2 separate regions of the Homo sapiens genome follow, and region 2 is linked to region 1. Evidence: read pairs that join two places in POLR2A ChIA-PET (ENCODE). Cell type or tissue: Panc1. All regions are shown on one strand.

Region 1 (8,000 bases):
AGAAATTCTTAAGCTTACAGAAAACCTATACTCTTTGCACATTCCACATAACCCTAGCAAAATGCAGTTTCTTCATACTTCTGTCACTTTTTCCATTGGAAGATTTGCTTAGGAAAATTAATTCCTATTTATTCCCACAAAATGTTGGCATTGCTTGATTTTACCCAATGGGGAATGTGCTTTGAATTTTTGGAACACTTTTACAATTAAAAATAAAGTAGGGCCATTTTTAATTTGTTTCATCAGAAACTATGTTAAAGAGAGGGTTAAATATAAATATATTTTCGTGTGTATTTTTGGGAAGATTTTTGTTCAAAGCAATAGTCAAAATCAGATGACCTGTCCATAATAATTATGTGTCTTCATCTTCTCAGAGGCCCCATGCTCATATGCACGTGTCATTGGGATACACTCTTGGGGGATTTGGTACACTCTAATGGATGTCTAATGTTCAACCCCTCGAGAATCTGAACTTGAGTCCCCAGATTGTCAAACTACTGGTCAGCTATTGAGAATTTTAGAACTCAGGTCTTTGATTTGAAGTAGGGAACATAGTGGCTCACACAGAGTTTAGGTGCTGTTAGAAAGATGGGAACAAGAGTGTTTTGCCACCTTATTTTTATATGGGAAATTTTTTTTAATGAAGAAAAAATGAAAATGAAATAACAGGATGATAGTGATGAGTGATGTAAAACATCTTACTTAGATGGCAGAACCTTCGGGTTGTAGAATAGTGATGTCTAAAAATTAAAGTTATTTTGGGAATACACCACTTTAATAGTATAGTCTTATAAAAATTATTCATTATGGTGAACCCTTCTTGTCTGCTATTCGTTTCCCAACCTACTTATTGGAACCACCTCAAAACCCAGTTCTGAAATGACCTTACCAAAAGTAAATGTATTTATTTTTTAGTCAGCAGAACTCTGTAATTCCAAATGTTGTTCTGTGTGGTAGAATTTTTTTTCAGGAACCATTAGGTTGTATTGAAAATCTTTGTTATAGGCGATACCAAAACTGATTATTCTTTTTTGCAGTCTGCTTTAATTCATGTCCTTCTGCAGTTGCTCTGTATTAAAACAGGGTAAAAAGGCCATAGCCCATTATGAAAAATATAATACAAAACTCTTTGACCTATGAGGTAACTTACAGACATTGTGTTTTCTAAACAGGCTGTCAGTGAAAGCCCGTATCTGTCTCCAGGTGAATGTAATTTACTTCCGAGTACTTTACCCAGAGGATGTGTTCCCCAGGTGGGCAGAGTACAGTTGATCTCTAGCACAGACAGAGATTCTGGCCTCTGCATATTCTCAGGTCTCTGTGTGTACCTCCCATTGAGTAGAGAAGCTTAAGATAATTTCTGAGAGAAGAACACTGCTGATTGTGGGAGCAGTTTAGGAGTCCATGGAAGAAAGAAAAATACATGTGTCTTGGCAGCCATGGTGTATTTTTGTCCAAATGGATTGGAAGGATATTTGAATATTTGAATGTTGGTATGACATAAAGCTGCAGTGCACTATAGAGTCAAGTCATTGAATTACCACTCCTGATACAGGGCTTTATTGTACTACTGTGAAGTGTATGTGTGCAATACATTGGTGAGTTCATTTACTGGTGTACGGAAGAGCCAGCAGGAGCAGCGTGGTCATTGCTGGGTGCTATTACAGTTGCTTGTAGTGAGTGCTGTTTTCCAGGAGATGGAGCCAGTTGGGTGTGGCAGATCTACTGAATATCAAATGATGCTCTTCTTCCCATGTAGACCTTCAGCAAAAGCCGGTACTTGGAAGCCACAGGCTCACCTTCTCTATCTATCCAATAATTATTAATGAAGAGACCTCCATAAGGGAGCAGCTGGCTGTTATCGATAAATGTACCAATTATTAAATAATTAGTCTCCAAGCCATTCAGTGATGTCTTCAGCATCACTATAGGACTGTCTAGTGTCACTTTTTACTTCCTTCTGGGTGGAGGCTTTCCGACTCCCAATCATGAAGGCAAGTTAATCTTTCCAGTTAGTGACTTTTGCCCCATAGTTGGGGTAAGCACTTCCTAGATTGAGAAAAAGCAGCTACAGTCAATCCTGCTCTGTTTGCCTCATTTGGTGATCAGTCAGTCACACATAAGTTCCTTGTATTCTAAATTTCATGCACTTCTCCCAGATGCTATAGGGTTTTCTCTCACTGTTGCCAGTGGATGTCATCCAGACAGTGGGCTCATATCTTACGGTTTTGTGCAATCATTGTCGTATTGTAGTCTTAAGACTCATTATAGTGTATTTTTGATATTTTTGAAATGTGTTAAATTTTTTAATTCAATAATATGAGCCAGAGCATGTTGCAGCAAATCTATTGTTTGTAAAAATAACAATAACAATAATAAATAAAATAAAGTGGAATCTTTTTCATGGCTTTGTTTTAAAATGGAGTGCTTGTTATTTCATAAGTATTTTAGCATGAAGCTATAATTTTCTCTCCTAACTTGTTTGTAGAATTGGGTTCTTAACCAAAAGCACCTGCAGGATTTTCCTGGGGAAGATAAGTGAGAACAAACACATGAAACCACATTCCCTGACACTGCAAAGCTATGAGTTAAGGCAAGAATAAATATTTTTGATCTGCTTTTAAGCTGAAATGGCAATACAGATTTTTACTTTATGAAACACTATATTTTGCCTTGGTTTATATGCTTACAGAAATCACAACGCCAGGAAAAAGGAAAAAATCAGGAAACACCGTCCTTATTGACATGCAAATTAGTTGACTAGCAGAAACTCAACTGTAAACAATCCACAGTTCTGTCTAAATGACAGCTGACGACACCATGGAAAAGCCGGTCACATTTTTCTTGACAGCTTTGGTGTAAGAAGGAACTTCAGAGTCTTGGCTCATGAGCTCCAGTTAAGCCTCTAAATTGTCGCTGGCCTACCCCCACTCCTGTGGGTGTCTCCCATAATCTCTGGGCTTTCAAGCAATATTAGCTACCTCTCATTGATTGATTGATTGATTGAGACAGGGTCTTGCTCTGTTGCCCAGGCTGGAGTGCAGTGGTGTGATTTTGGCTCATTGCAACCTCTACCTCCCATGCTAGCATGATCCTCCCACCTTAGCCTCCTGAGTAGCCAGGGCTACAGGCAGGCATCATCACACCCAGCTAATTTTTGTATTTTTTGTAGAGACATGGTTTTGCCATGTTGCCCAGGCTGGTCTCGAACCCCTGGGCTCAAGGGATCTGCCTGCCTTGGCTTCTCAAGGTGCTGGGATTACAGGCATGAGCCACTGCACACTGCCTGCTACCTCTCATTTTAAATAAAGGTCAAGATAAAGTCATTTTGGAAGTTTCCTCTTCATCTACCAGAAGGAACATTTATTTATTTATTTAAGATGATATCTTGCTCTGTCACCCAGGCTGGAAGTGCAGTGGTGTGATCTTGGCTCAGTGCAACCTCTGCCTCCTGGCTTCAAGCTATTCTGCTGCCTCAGCCTCCCAAGTAGCTGGGACTAGCGCTGCCACACCTAGCAAATTTTTTGTATTTTTAGTGCAGACAGGGTTTCACTGTTACCCAGGTGGGTCTTGAACTCCTGAGCTCAGGCAGTCCACCCGCCTCGGCCTCCCAAAGTGCTGAGGTGGCATGAGCCACCGCGCCCGGCCATTTATTTATTTATTTTTTTGAGACGGAATCTCGCTCTGTCGTCCAGGCTGGAGTGCAATGGTGCGATCCCAGCTCACTGCAACCCCTGCCTCGCAGGTTCAAGCGATTCTCCTGCCTCAGCCTCCCAAGTAGGTGGGATTATAGGCATGCGCCACCATGCCTGGCTAATTTTTGTATTTTTAGTAGAGACGGGGTTTCACCATGTTGGCCAGGCTGGTCTCAAAACTCCTGACCTCAGGTGATCCACCTGCCTCGGCCTCCCAAAGTGCTGGGATTACAGGCATGAGCCACCACACCTGGCCAGAAATGGTTCAACAACCATTTATTGAGCACCTTCAACATGCTTTTATACCTCAGTTCCACGAGACACACACCTCCCTAGGCCAGCATGGCAGAAATGAATCAATGTCATGCTATATAAATTCCCCGGTACACCAAAGGCCACAAGAGTATGTTAGTATGTTAGAACACATTCCAGTGTGTGATTCAGTGGGGCTGAGTTTTGCCTCTGCTCCTTAAAAGTTTTGTGACTTCAGGCAGTTACTTAACCTCTCTAAGGCTGTTTTTCTCATTAAATGTTAATACTAATATCTTTTATCAAAGGTCTTCTTTATCACAGTACTGTACATACCTGGCACACAGTGGGCATTAACTCTTTCATAAACCACCTAACCTTGAAGCTTGTCTCCTTATCGGTAAAGTGTGAACAATACACGTTGGCCTGTCTGACTGACAAGTGGTAGTAAGAGAAGACTTGCTAAAGCATCGTGAATGTTATAAAGCCGTAAGATGTGGGAGTGTTGTTACAGTGATGGCTCCATTCCCTTGAGAGGAGCTGCCTCTCCGGAGCAGTACTGGCGCTGGGCCTGGGCACAAGGTTGGGGTCAGATAGGCCAAAGTCTCCATTTTATCAACCAAAGGACCCAGACGTGGGCAAGGATCTAATAAGGACCTATTTCGGGGAATACATGCTAGGTGAGAATAGTGGCTGGGGTTGGTGGTATTTCTCTGGAGGGTAGGTGGAGAGTGGGTCGCTTGATTCTGGCTGCAGTTATACTTCTCATCTACCACTGAGTGAAAATTGTGTGGGACTCTAGCCACTGCCTTGGGCTAAGGGTGATGGAGTGGAGACACTTTTCTGAGGCACCACAACTTTTTTTTTTTTTTTGAGACGGAGTCTCACTCTGTCACCCAGGCTGGAGTGCAGTGGCGCGATCTCAGCCCATTGCAACCTCTGCCTCCCCGGTTCAAGCAGTTCTCTGCCTCAGCCTCCCACGCAGCTGGGATTACAGGTGCCTGCCACCAGGCCGGCTAATTTTTTTTGTATTTTTTGTAGAGACAGGGTTTCACCATTTTGGCCAGGCTGGTCTTGAACTCTTGACCTGGTGATCCACCTGCCTTGGCCTCCCAAAGTGCTGGGATTACATGTGTGAGCCACCGTGCCCGGCCAAGACACCACAACTTTTAACCTAGCGATGTAGATCTCCAGTTGATTATTTTCCAAGCTTTATTTTTATAAAAGTATAATCTAGATCTTTTCCGCTTAGGTAGGAGGCTTAGCTTCGATCCTTTGTCCTGAACAGGTTCCATAAGAATTCACTACTAAAAAGCAAGAGGACAATTAGCAAAAAGACCATAACGAGAATGTATATTTCTAGTTGCATCTGATTTGAACTAATATATTTGGGGCAAGCTGTAAAGTATAAGAATAGGTATAAAACACGTAAGATTAAAATTACTAAAAGAACTTTATTTTTAAGATTCAGTGTTAGTGATCTGTTACATTATGAGAACAGTCCAGGGTAATGAGATTACTATCTACCTTTGAAGACCTACTCTATGGAGCACTGTCAGGGAATGCAGAAATGAAAAAGCCTCCAGTATGCTTCAGGGTCTAATAAAATCTACTGTCCTATCTTTTTTGTTGTAGTTGTTGTTTTTGAGACAGAGCCTCGCTCTGTTACCCAGGCTGGAGTGCAGTGACGTGGAGTGGAGTTTGCTCACTGCAACCTCTGCCTCCCAGGTTCAAGTGATTCTTGTGGTTTAGCCTCCTGAGTAACTGGGATTACAGGCGTTCACCACCAAGCCCAGATGATTTTTTGTATTTTTTTGAGACGGAGTCTCGCTCTTGTTGCCCAGGCTGGAGTGCAATGGTCTTGGCTCACTGCAACCTCTGCCTCCCGGGTTTAAGAGATTCTCCTGCCTCAGCCTCCAGAGTAGCTGGAATTACAGGTGCCTGCCACCACGCCCAGCTAATTTTTGTATTTTTAGTAGAGATGGGGTTTCACCATGTTTGCCAGACTGGTTTCAAACACCTGACCTCAGGTGATCTGCCTGCCTTGGCCTCCTAAAGTGCTGGGATTACAGGCGTGAGCCACCATGCCCGGCGATTTTTTGTATTTTTAGTAGAGACAGGGTTTCGCTATGTGAGCCAGGCTGGACTCAATCTGCTGACCTCAAGCGATCCGCCCACCTCAGCCTCCCAAAGTGCTGGGATTACAGGCATGAGCCACCATGCCCGTCCTCAATTCTTTAACTTTGCCTCAGTCCAAAGAGAGCATTTATAAAGTCAAGTGTGTGAAAACCATAGTTGTCTAATGCGGAGTTTTAAAAGACCTGTCTTTTTGAGAGAAACAATGTGCGTTCACATTTAGGTTCCGGAAGATCTCAAAGAGTTCCAGACCACAGATATTCCGGTGCATCACTGTAACTTCCGGGCTGTTCTCGGCTGCCTTTGTAGCGCTTCTGTTCTCGGTAGCTACGCAGGGCCAGCACCACGCTGGCGCCGTACATGATCACGAGAAGACAAGCAAAGGTGGCTGCTGCTCCGTCGGTGCCTGCCAGCTGGCAGTCCATCCAGGTGAGACCCTTGCGGGCATAGAGCCTCTCTCTTGTTTTGCAAGTGTCGGTGCTATTGATCTGCAGAGCCACGTGGAGGTAAACACCAATGCCTGTGCAGTAGCCCACTGCCGCTAGGAGGCTGAAGGCGGCCTCCGTGAGGAGCCACTTCCCTGACAACATTGTTCGACTCTTGGCTCCTTGGAGTAAAACACCCATGGTGAGGACCCCCAGACCCAGAGAAACAGCCACGCCACCGTATATCAGGGGCGAGCGGAGGATCGTGTACTGCTGGTCCAGCTGCCGAACCTGCTCTAGCTCAGTGCCCTCGAACGGTGAGTAGTAGTTGTTCCCAAAGCCACCGCCGCTGGAAAAGCTGGCACTGAATCCGGCAAGGACAAAGTAGGAGGCCACGATGCATATGAGAACCATCCCATTCAAGACCACCTCCACTATCTGCACCACACCTAGGAGAAGAGAGATTCGGGCTTTAACACTGACATTACTCACCCAGGCCAAGCCAGAGACATACCACAGGCCACCTGATTTTAAGGACGTGGTTGATTCAATGTCAACTTTTTTTTTTTTTTTTGAGACGGTGTCACTCTGTCATCCAGGCTGGAGTGCAATGGTGTGATTGGCTCACTGCAACCTCCACCTCCTGGCTTCAAGCGATTCTCCTGCCTCAGCCTCCTGAGTAGCTGGAACTACAGGCACGCACCACCCTGCCTGGCTAATTTTTGTATTTTTAGTAGAGACGGGGTTTCACCATGTTGGCCAGGCTGGTCTCAAACTCCTGACCTCAAGTGATCCACCTGCCTTGGCCTCCCAAAGTCCTGAGATTACAGGCGTAAGCCACCTCACCCAGCCTCAACATCAGTATATTTAATTTGCTTTTTGTTTTTGTTTTGTTTTCAATCTATGTTTGAAAAATCAAATTACCACTCTGAAAACAAAGACGTGGACATAAATATTCATTGTAGCTTTATTTATAATAGCCAAATATTGGAAACAACCCCAGTGTCCTTCAGTGGGTGACTCTGGTTACACAAACGGGTACACCCATACCATGGACTACCCTACTCAGCGATAAAAAGGGATGAACTCCTAGGCTGGGTGCAGTGGCTCACGCCTGTAATCTCAGCACTTTGGGAGGCTGAGGCGGGCAGATCACTTGAGGTCAGGAGTTGGAGACCAGCCTGACCAACATGGTGAAACCCCATCTCTACTAAAAATACAAAAATTAGCCGGGTGTGGCAGCACGTGCCTGTAGTTCCAGCTACTCTGGAGGCTGAGGCAGGAGAATTGCTTGAACCCAGGAGGCAGAGGTTTCAGTGAGCCGAGATCATGCCACTGCACTCCAGTCTGGGTGACAAAGCGAGACTCCATCTCAAAAAAAAAAAAAAAAAAGGAATGAAATCCTGATACATGCAATGACTTGAATGAATCTCAAGGGAATTATGATGAGTGAAAAAGAACCAGTCTTGGCTGGGCGCAATGGCTCATGCCTGTA
Region 2 (8,000 bases), 59 kb before region 1:
TACTTGTTTACTTAGAAGAAAGAAAATACTTTCTTACGGTAGATATGTATAAGGAGGTCTGGGTGTGGTGGCTCATGCCTGTAATCCCAGCACTTTGGGAGGCCAAGGCGGGCAGATCATGAGGTCAGGGGTTTGAGAGCAGCCTGGCCAGTATGATAAAACCCTGTCCCTACTAAAAATACAAAAATTAGCTGGGCATGGTGGCGTGGGCCTGTAGTCCCAGCTACTCGGGAGGCTGAGGCAGAAGAATTGCTTGAACCTGGGTGGCAGGGGTTGCAGTGAACCAAGATCGCACCACTGCACTCCAGCCTGGGCAACAGAGCGAGACTTCGGCTCAAAAAAAAGAAAAAGAAAAAGAAAAAGAAAAAAAAGACATGTGTAAGGAGGGTTTCCAAAATCTACAGAGCCTTTTTAGGCCAGGAAATTTGGTTGTGTAAAATATGTCAGAATTAGGATGCTTCCATTTCTTTCAGTTTTCTAGAGAGAAATAGAAAAATTGAGCACTCGAGATTTAGCCTGAAAGTATAATTGTTTGTTGGTCCTGAATACGTGGTCCTTATATGGAATTATAGTGTTTAAATACACTGAACTGTAGGGGTCAGGTAGAATTTGTATTATATTAGGAAGGTGCCTTAGATACCTCATAGACCCTTGATTTCTGAAATGCCCTGAAGATCATCTGGCCCCGTTTGGTTCTTACAGGTGTTTCTTCTAAAATGTCTGTGACAGATGGCTCTCCAGGTCTCTCTGAACAGTTCTGAGAGGCAGTTCATTTCATGGTTGAGCATCTCTAATGGTTAAAATTCTTCCTCATGTTTAGCTTAAATCTACCTATGCACCTTCTCATTGTTCTGAGTCCCATTCTTTGGAGCAGTACAGAGTTAAGTCCAATCCGTCTGAACATTTGAAGATCTGTCTCTTTATATCCTTACTCTCCTTGTCTTGAAGTTAATCCTCCATCAGTTTATTCATATTATATGGTTAGTTGACCTCTCTCCAGGATGCAGTTTATTAAAAGTCCCCCTTAAAACGTGTCTTTCTCTCAGAAGAATCCCACCATTGTGCTGGGAAAATGCCTAAGATTGTCATAGACAATGAGTTTTGTAAATTTTGGTTTTGTTTGGCTAGGGATTAATTGTAATTGATGTCTACATAATCTGAAAAGTTTATTTCCCATTTCTCTTTAATTCAATCTTTATTGGTCGTTACAGGCTTTTTTTTCTTTGATCATTCCCCATGTAGCAGTTCATTCTGAGTTTATGTGATAGTTTCTGGAAGCTAAAATACTGAACTGAGCAGTCAGGAGAGGCCAGGTGGTTGTTTTATTTTTGTCTTTTTTGTACATCAGTATGATTTCTGTTCCAAAATTATCATTTTGTTACAGTTGTTTATGTTCAGCTTTGTAGTTGTTTATGTTCAGCTTGTTGCCAACAGCATTTTCTAGTTCTTAAACTACAAAATGCAGACATCATTCATATGTTTTTGTCATGATGGGAAATGCATCATGTTTCTTATAGTTATTAATACTATAATTATTAAGTTTTTTTTTTTTTTTTTTGAGACAGAGTCTCACTGTCGCCCAGGCTGGAGTGCGGTGGCACCATCTCGGCTCACTGCAAGCTCTTCTCCCAGGTTCATGCCATTCTCCTGCCTCAGCCTCCCGAGTAGCTGGGACTGCAGGTGCCCGCCACCATGCCTGGCTAATTTTTTTGTATTTTTAGCAGAGATGGAGTTTCACCATGTTAGCCATCTCCTGACCTCGTGATCCGCCCGCCTCAGCCTCCTGAAGTGCTGGGATTACAGGCGTGAGCCACTGCGCCCGGCTATTCTTAAGTTTTCTGAACAGGTTCTTAACAGGTTCTTTAAATGTTCTTTCAGACCTTTTGAACACATACGGACTTTCCTGTGCTTGCTTTTGGTTGTTGTTTGAGATGGGAGAAATACTCTATTTTTATTCTAAAATTGATTCCAATCTTAAAATTTTTTAGAATAATAATTGTCAGTATCTTACTGAACACTTACTACATGTGAGATATTTTGCTAAGCACTTTTCATACTATATAGTATCTTGTTGAAAGTAAATAAATAAATTTAAACATCTTATGAGTTAGGTATTGTTGCTATTCCCATGATACTGATGAGGATTTAAAACAGTGAGAGTAAATATACTGGGGCATGCAGTTGGTAAGTGGCAGGACTAAGACTTGAACCCAGGCAGTTGACTGTTGGAGCCTATACGTTTAGCCACTGTATTTATAACTGTTTGGTTTCTGGTAAAAGCATTATAAAAGAGCTGTCTTGCTATTATGACTATTATAGCCCCTTCTATCAAAATGCACATTCATCACTTTTGTTTTTTTTTTAAATATTTTTCAGTATTTTAAGTCTGTGATTTAAAATACAGTGTCACCAGAGGCCACAAGTGATTGCAGGACATTCTGGTTTTACCTTAGCTTTCAATTAGGACCATGTAGTAGAATGATCTTTAGGGAGTTATTTTAAGGTGAATTAATAAATGGAAATTCTCAATTTTAATTTCTAATTTGGTAAATATCAATAGATATAACACATGTAAACAAAAGCTCTTTGTGATCCCCAAAGTATAAAGGGGTCCTGACACCAAAAAGTTAAAAAAACACTTGTTTAGATTAGTTGTATCATAGAATATTAAAGAAAAACTTGACCTAGGAATAAAAATCAAGAGCAGATTTTGTATGTTGAGTTACTACTCAGCCATGAAAAAGGAATGAAGTCATGTCTTAATGTAGCAACATGGATGGACCTGGAAGTCATTATCTTCAGTGAAATAACTCAGAAACAGAAAGTCAAATACTACCTGTTCTCTCTTACAAGTGGTAGCTAAATAATAGAGTGTGGGGTAATAGACATTGGAAAAGCAGAAGGGTGTGAGGGTGGGGTGGGAGTGAAGGATGAGAAATTACTTAATGAATACAATATACATGATTCAGGTGAGGATTACACTAAAAGCCCAGACTTCACTACTAAGCAGTATATTCATGTGACAGAATAGCACTTGTACCCCTGAAATTTATACAAATAAAAATACTAAAAAATTAAATGAACCATTTTTATTACTTACCAAATATATATATTTTTTTGAATTGTGTAATCAGGAGACTGGAACCTACTGAACGACCTCTTCAGATCGTTTATGATTACTTATCCAGGCTGGGATTTGATGATCCTGTGCGCATACAGGAGGAGGCTACAAATCCTGACCTCGGCTGTATGATTCGATTTTATGGTGGTAAGAATTTATCAGTGGCTTTGTATGTTAACTACTTTTAGGTTGATCATTTGTGCCTCTTATCTGCCGTCAGCTTTTTAAAGGTATTTTATCAAAAGCTAGTTTTAAGCCAATTAACTAACGTAGTTAACACCAACCAAACAACAACAAAAGCCAAGAGGTCAGGGGTAAGGGAACACTTTAAAAATATCTTCTCTTTTTATTTTTGCTCATTTTGCACTTGTATTTTGCTAACTTACTAGCATTATTTTATACCTTTGCCAGAATCTTGACTGGATCATGCTTTAGTAAATTATTTTTTCAAGCTCCTGGTAAAGTCTGTGAACTTCTGGATAGCTCAAAAATGTTGAGAGTAAGTAATCATTATCATATATGACTTGACGTTGATGAGTATACCTGTCAAATTTGTATATTGGTGAATTTAGTGGGGTTTAAATCTAGGATTTTTGACTCTTCTGAGAAAAATATTTTAAGATGAATTTGAGGAACACGACCCATCTATCACTATAATAGTTAAAAAAACAAAAACTTGGAACAGTAACATGCTTCTTATCTGATTGTGGTTGAACCCTAGTTCTTCATTATGGTAGTCCCCCCTTATCCACTGGGATTGCGTTCCAAGATCCTTAGTGGATGACTGAAATTGCAGATAGTACTGAACTCTATATGTACTATGTGTTTTCCTGTATACACATACCTATGGTAAAGTTTAATTGATAAATTAGGCAAAGTAAGAGATTAACAATATTTAATTATAAAATAGTATAATTATAGCAATATGCTGTAATAAAAGTTAGTGAATGTTCTCTCTCTCAAAATATCTTGTACTTTACTTCCTATTTTCAGACCATGATTGACTGCAGATAACTAAAACCTTGGAAAGCAAGACCACAGGTGGCAGGGGGGCTACTGTGTATATTTTTTTCTAGAATGAAAGTTGAACCTTTCTTTTACGTGCAGTTATACTGCACAGTGGTTGGCTCTGATGCCCCTACTTTTCCTACCACCATCTGATAAATGACAGCATATGCAGGATCTTAATGTACTATACCCTTAAGAGGATATTTCCAGTAGAGTCTAAAAGAGTACCAGTTTGTAGTACTTAAATTTTGAGGGATCTTTCCAAAAGTGAGTTCTGTTGACATAGAAAAGCTAGTATGGTTTGAGTGAGGAAATTAAGTTTGGGATGAAACTTAAAGTTAATAATCTTTGAAAAGTAATAATGTACCTGGTACCAAAAACAAAACGTAGGTAGTAGGTAGGTAGGTAGGTAGATAGATATATAGATAGATAGATAGATAGATAGATAGATAGATAGATAGATAGATAGATGAATTAGTTATCTGTTGGCTCTGTAACAAATTGCCTCAAAAGTTAGGACTTAAAATGATTAATACTTAATAATTATATAGTTTTTGTGGGCCAGAAATCTAGGAGCAGTTTAGCTGGAGGGATGGTCCTGGCTTGGGTTTCATGAGATTTTAGTCATCTGAAGGCCTGAGTAGGCCTGGAAGATTCACTTTCAACACGGTTCACTCACATGGCCTCAGTTCCTCACCAGCTGCTGGTAGGAGGCTTCAGTTCCCTCTTCTGTGGATCTTTCCATAGGGCTTCCTAGGCGTCTTCACAACATAGTGGCTAGTTTCCCCAGTGATGAGACACACGTATACACACATGCATGCACGTGCACAGAGGCCTCAGTGTCTTTTATAACCAAGCTTTGTAAGTCACCTTTACTTTTACCACTTTTTACTTATTAAGAAATGAGTCACAGGCCAGGTGCGGTGGCTCACGCCTGTAATCCCAGCACTTTGGGAGGCTGAGGCGGGCAGATCACAAGGTCAGGAGATTGAGACCATCCTGGCTAACACAGTGAAACCCTGTCTCTACTAAAAATACAAAAAATTAGCTGGGCCTGGTGGCGGGCACCTATAGTCCCAGCTACTGGGAAGGCTGAGGCAGGAGAATGGCGTCAACCTGGGAGGTAGAGCTTGCAGTGAGCCGAGATCGTGCCCCTGCACTCAAGCCTGGGTGACAGAGCGAGACTCTGTCTCAAAAAAAAAAAAAAAAAAAAAAAAGAAATGAGTCACTAAACACAGCCCATACTATAGAGAGAGGAATTAGCTCCAGTTTTTGAAAGGAGTGTCAAAGAATTTGTGGGTCTATTTTTTTTTTTAATTTTTTATTTTTTTTGAGACAGGGTATCACCCAGTTGCCTAGGCTGTAGTGCAATGCTGCCATCATGGCTCACTGCAGCCTCAACCTCCTGGGCCCAAATGATTCTCCCACCTCAGCCTCCCAAGTAGCTGGAACTACACGTGCGCACCACTGCACCTGGCTAATTTTTGTATTTTTTGTAGAGCTGAGGTCTCGCCATGTTGCTCATGGCTCGAGGCTGGTCTCAAACTCCTGGGCTCAAGTGATCCTCCTATCTTGGCCTCCTAAAGTGCTGGGATTACAGGCACGAGCCACTGTGAGCAGCCGGATCTATAATAAAACTGATGCAGGATATTTTCTTGACCCCTCTTTGGGACTTGTGACAGGGGTACCCCATTTACTCAGCCCACCCCGCTCAACCCCTTGTGGGAGGGAATGCGCAGGTGAATGAGTGCGTGAACTGGCTAGCTGATTGGACGCTGGTGGGAACAAACCGTGTTCACTGGGGTCTGTTGTGCTCCACCCTTTGTGGGATGTAGCGCATAGGAGAGCGAGTGCAGGAACTGGCTGCCTGCTTTAGCACCAGCAGAAGCAAACTCTGTGTAGGCTTGCAGCAGCGTCCAGGTGGGGGTGTCTGTGATCCCAAGGCCCCAGAGGACATGTTATAATGCTCTCTTACCTCTCTCATCTGCAGACGGCAATGTGTTACCAGGTCAGTGGTCCCTTTGCCTTGTTGCGTAGGGCGGCTGCTTTCCACCAGTGAGGGTAAAGGGCCAGTGTGACAGCCTTTTTGAATACCGGCACTTGGTGCGTCCCAAATTCTTGTCTGGTGCCTAAGAGGCATGAGGTCATGTGGACAAATTGAAAGATGGTGAATGCGGAGAATTTTATTGAATGATGAAAGCAGCTCTCAGTGAAGAGTGGAGCTGGAAAGGGAATGGGAAGGGCAGCTCACTCTCCCTTGAAGTCAAGTTGCCTCCCTGCCACTGTCTTCTGAAGTCAAGTCGCCTCTCCCTGATGTCCAGCTGCTTCTCTTCTCTGCTCGCTGAGTCTGGGGTCTTCATGGGCACAGGATGGGAGGTGCTGTAGGTAGTTTTGGAAAAGGCAACATTCGATTGGTAAAAAGACACTCAGAAAGAACCATTCAGGAGAGAGCAGACAAACAGGGATGGAAATTCTCACTTTGGGCCACAGGTTTCAGGCTTTTTGGCTCGAAGGTGGGGTTTTGCTGGGCACCTGTCCCTGTCTGCCTAGAATTTCTCTGCCTCCTGTCTCTATCAAAACTATCATAGAAAATATGCTTCCCTCTCACCTTTTTCCTCCAACCACCCAGTTCCTGAAACCAGACACAACTATTGTTACGGAAGGAAAGAGTTGAAGTATTCTCTTTGAAGTAAATAGCTTAGTAATCAGCTTCAAATATTTTATGTGTAGAATTTTTGGTGCATCAGCTTATTTGGAATATAGTGTTAATAAAGCCAAGGTCATAAGGGCCCGAGTGCGAACCAGTTAATGTTGTGTTCTCTGGTTATAAAAGGACACTGGGTAGTGTCCCAGTCAGCCATTATGCAAATGCCAGTTATCAGTCTTGCTGGAGAGGGAGTGCTGGGGGAAAAGTGAGTGGAATGGCTCTCTCAGTTCGAATTCATGATATAAAAGCTGTGGAGATAACATTTCACTAAAGTCAAGTTGAGTAGGTAGCATGATTAATCATGGGATTAAGAGAGCATGTAAATCCTCTGCAGACAGTTAAGCCAACTGAGTTCCTTTCCTCAGGGAGGCCCAGTGTACAATGGCTGCCCACAGCAGCTTCCTTGGTAGCGTACTCAGCCTGTTTCTTGTATGGGTTGCTCTAAGGGACCTTAGAGACAGGCCTTTCAGATGGATGTTCATGTCTCTGACTTTGTGCTATCCCCAGTCTAGGCTCCAAACAGGTATGCGAGGTGCCTTTGGAAAGCCGCAGGGCACTGTGGCCGAGGTTCACATTGGCCAAGTTACCATGTCCATCTGCACCAAGCTGCATAACAAGGAGCACATGATTGAGGCCCTATGTAGGGCCAAGTTGAAGTTCCCTGGTTGCCAGAAGATCCCACATCTCTAAGAAGTGGGGCTTTACCAAGTTCAATGCAGATGAATTTGAAGACATGGGGGCTGAGAAGCAGCTCATCCCAGATGGCTGCGGGGTCAGTTACATCCCCAGTAGTGGCCCTCTGGACAAGTGGCGGGCCCTGCTCTTGTGAGGGCTTCCACTGTGCTGCCCCCTCTTAATGCTCACCAATAAATCCTACTTTCTGGGCCGGGCGCGGTGGCTCACACCTGTAATCCCAGCACTTTGGGAGGCTGTGGCAGGCGGATCACGAGGTCAGGAGATTGAGACCATCCTGGCTAACACAGTGAAACCCCGTCTCTACTAAAAATACAAAAAATTAGCTGGACGTGGTGGCGGGTGCCTGTAGTCCCAGCTACTCTGGAGGCTGAGGTGGGAGAATGGTGTGAACCCGGGAGGCAGAGCTTGCAGTGAGCTGAGATGGTGCCACTGCACTCCAGCCTGGGCGACAGAGCAAGACTCCATCTC

Evidence for each region. ChIA-PET counts read pairs that join two places held together with the same protein. Peaks named below come from ENCODE experiments on the same cell type or tissue, not always from the same donor. Only the 100,000 strongest peaks of a DNase experiment are listed, where the experiment ranks them.
Region 2: POLR2A ChIA-PET joins it to region 1 with 16 read pairs; 4 of 35 experiments call an interaction of 5 or more read pairs at or near these places.

What each region holds. Positions count from the first base shown.
Region 1 is chr16:71,639,344-71,647,343 of GRCh38, reverse strand. It overlaps PHLPP2 (PH domain and leucine rich repeat protein phosphatase 2), which reads left to right. Exons shown (of 19, transcript NM_015020.3): 19 at 1-2,420. It overlaps LOC124903711 (a long non-coding RNA gene), which reads left to right and starts at 6,424. Exons shown (of 2, transcript XR_007065108.1): 1 at 6,424-6,509. It also overlaps a transcript of MARVELD3 not described here. In Panc1, CTCF peaks have their summits at 1,493 and 1,694 (motif pointing right); a DNase peak (open chromatin) is centred at 1,693.
Region 2 is chr16:71,697,866-71,705,865 of GRCh38, reverse strand. PHLPP2 (PH domain and leucine rich repeat protein phosphatase 2) reads left to right here. Exons shown (of 19, transcript NM_015020.3): 3 at 3,135-3,268. SNORA70D (small nucleolar RNA, H/ACA box 70D) reads left to right here and starts at 7,165; the gene lies at 7,165-7,299. LOC124903712 (a long non-coding RNA gene) reads right to left here. Exons shown (of 2, transcript XR_007065109.1): 2 at 6,293-6,508. RefSeq lists an enhancer at 4,853-4,912. In Panc1, no CTCF peak of the experiment used is centred here; no DNase peak of the experiment used is centred here.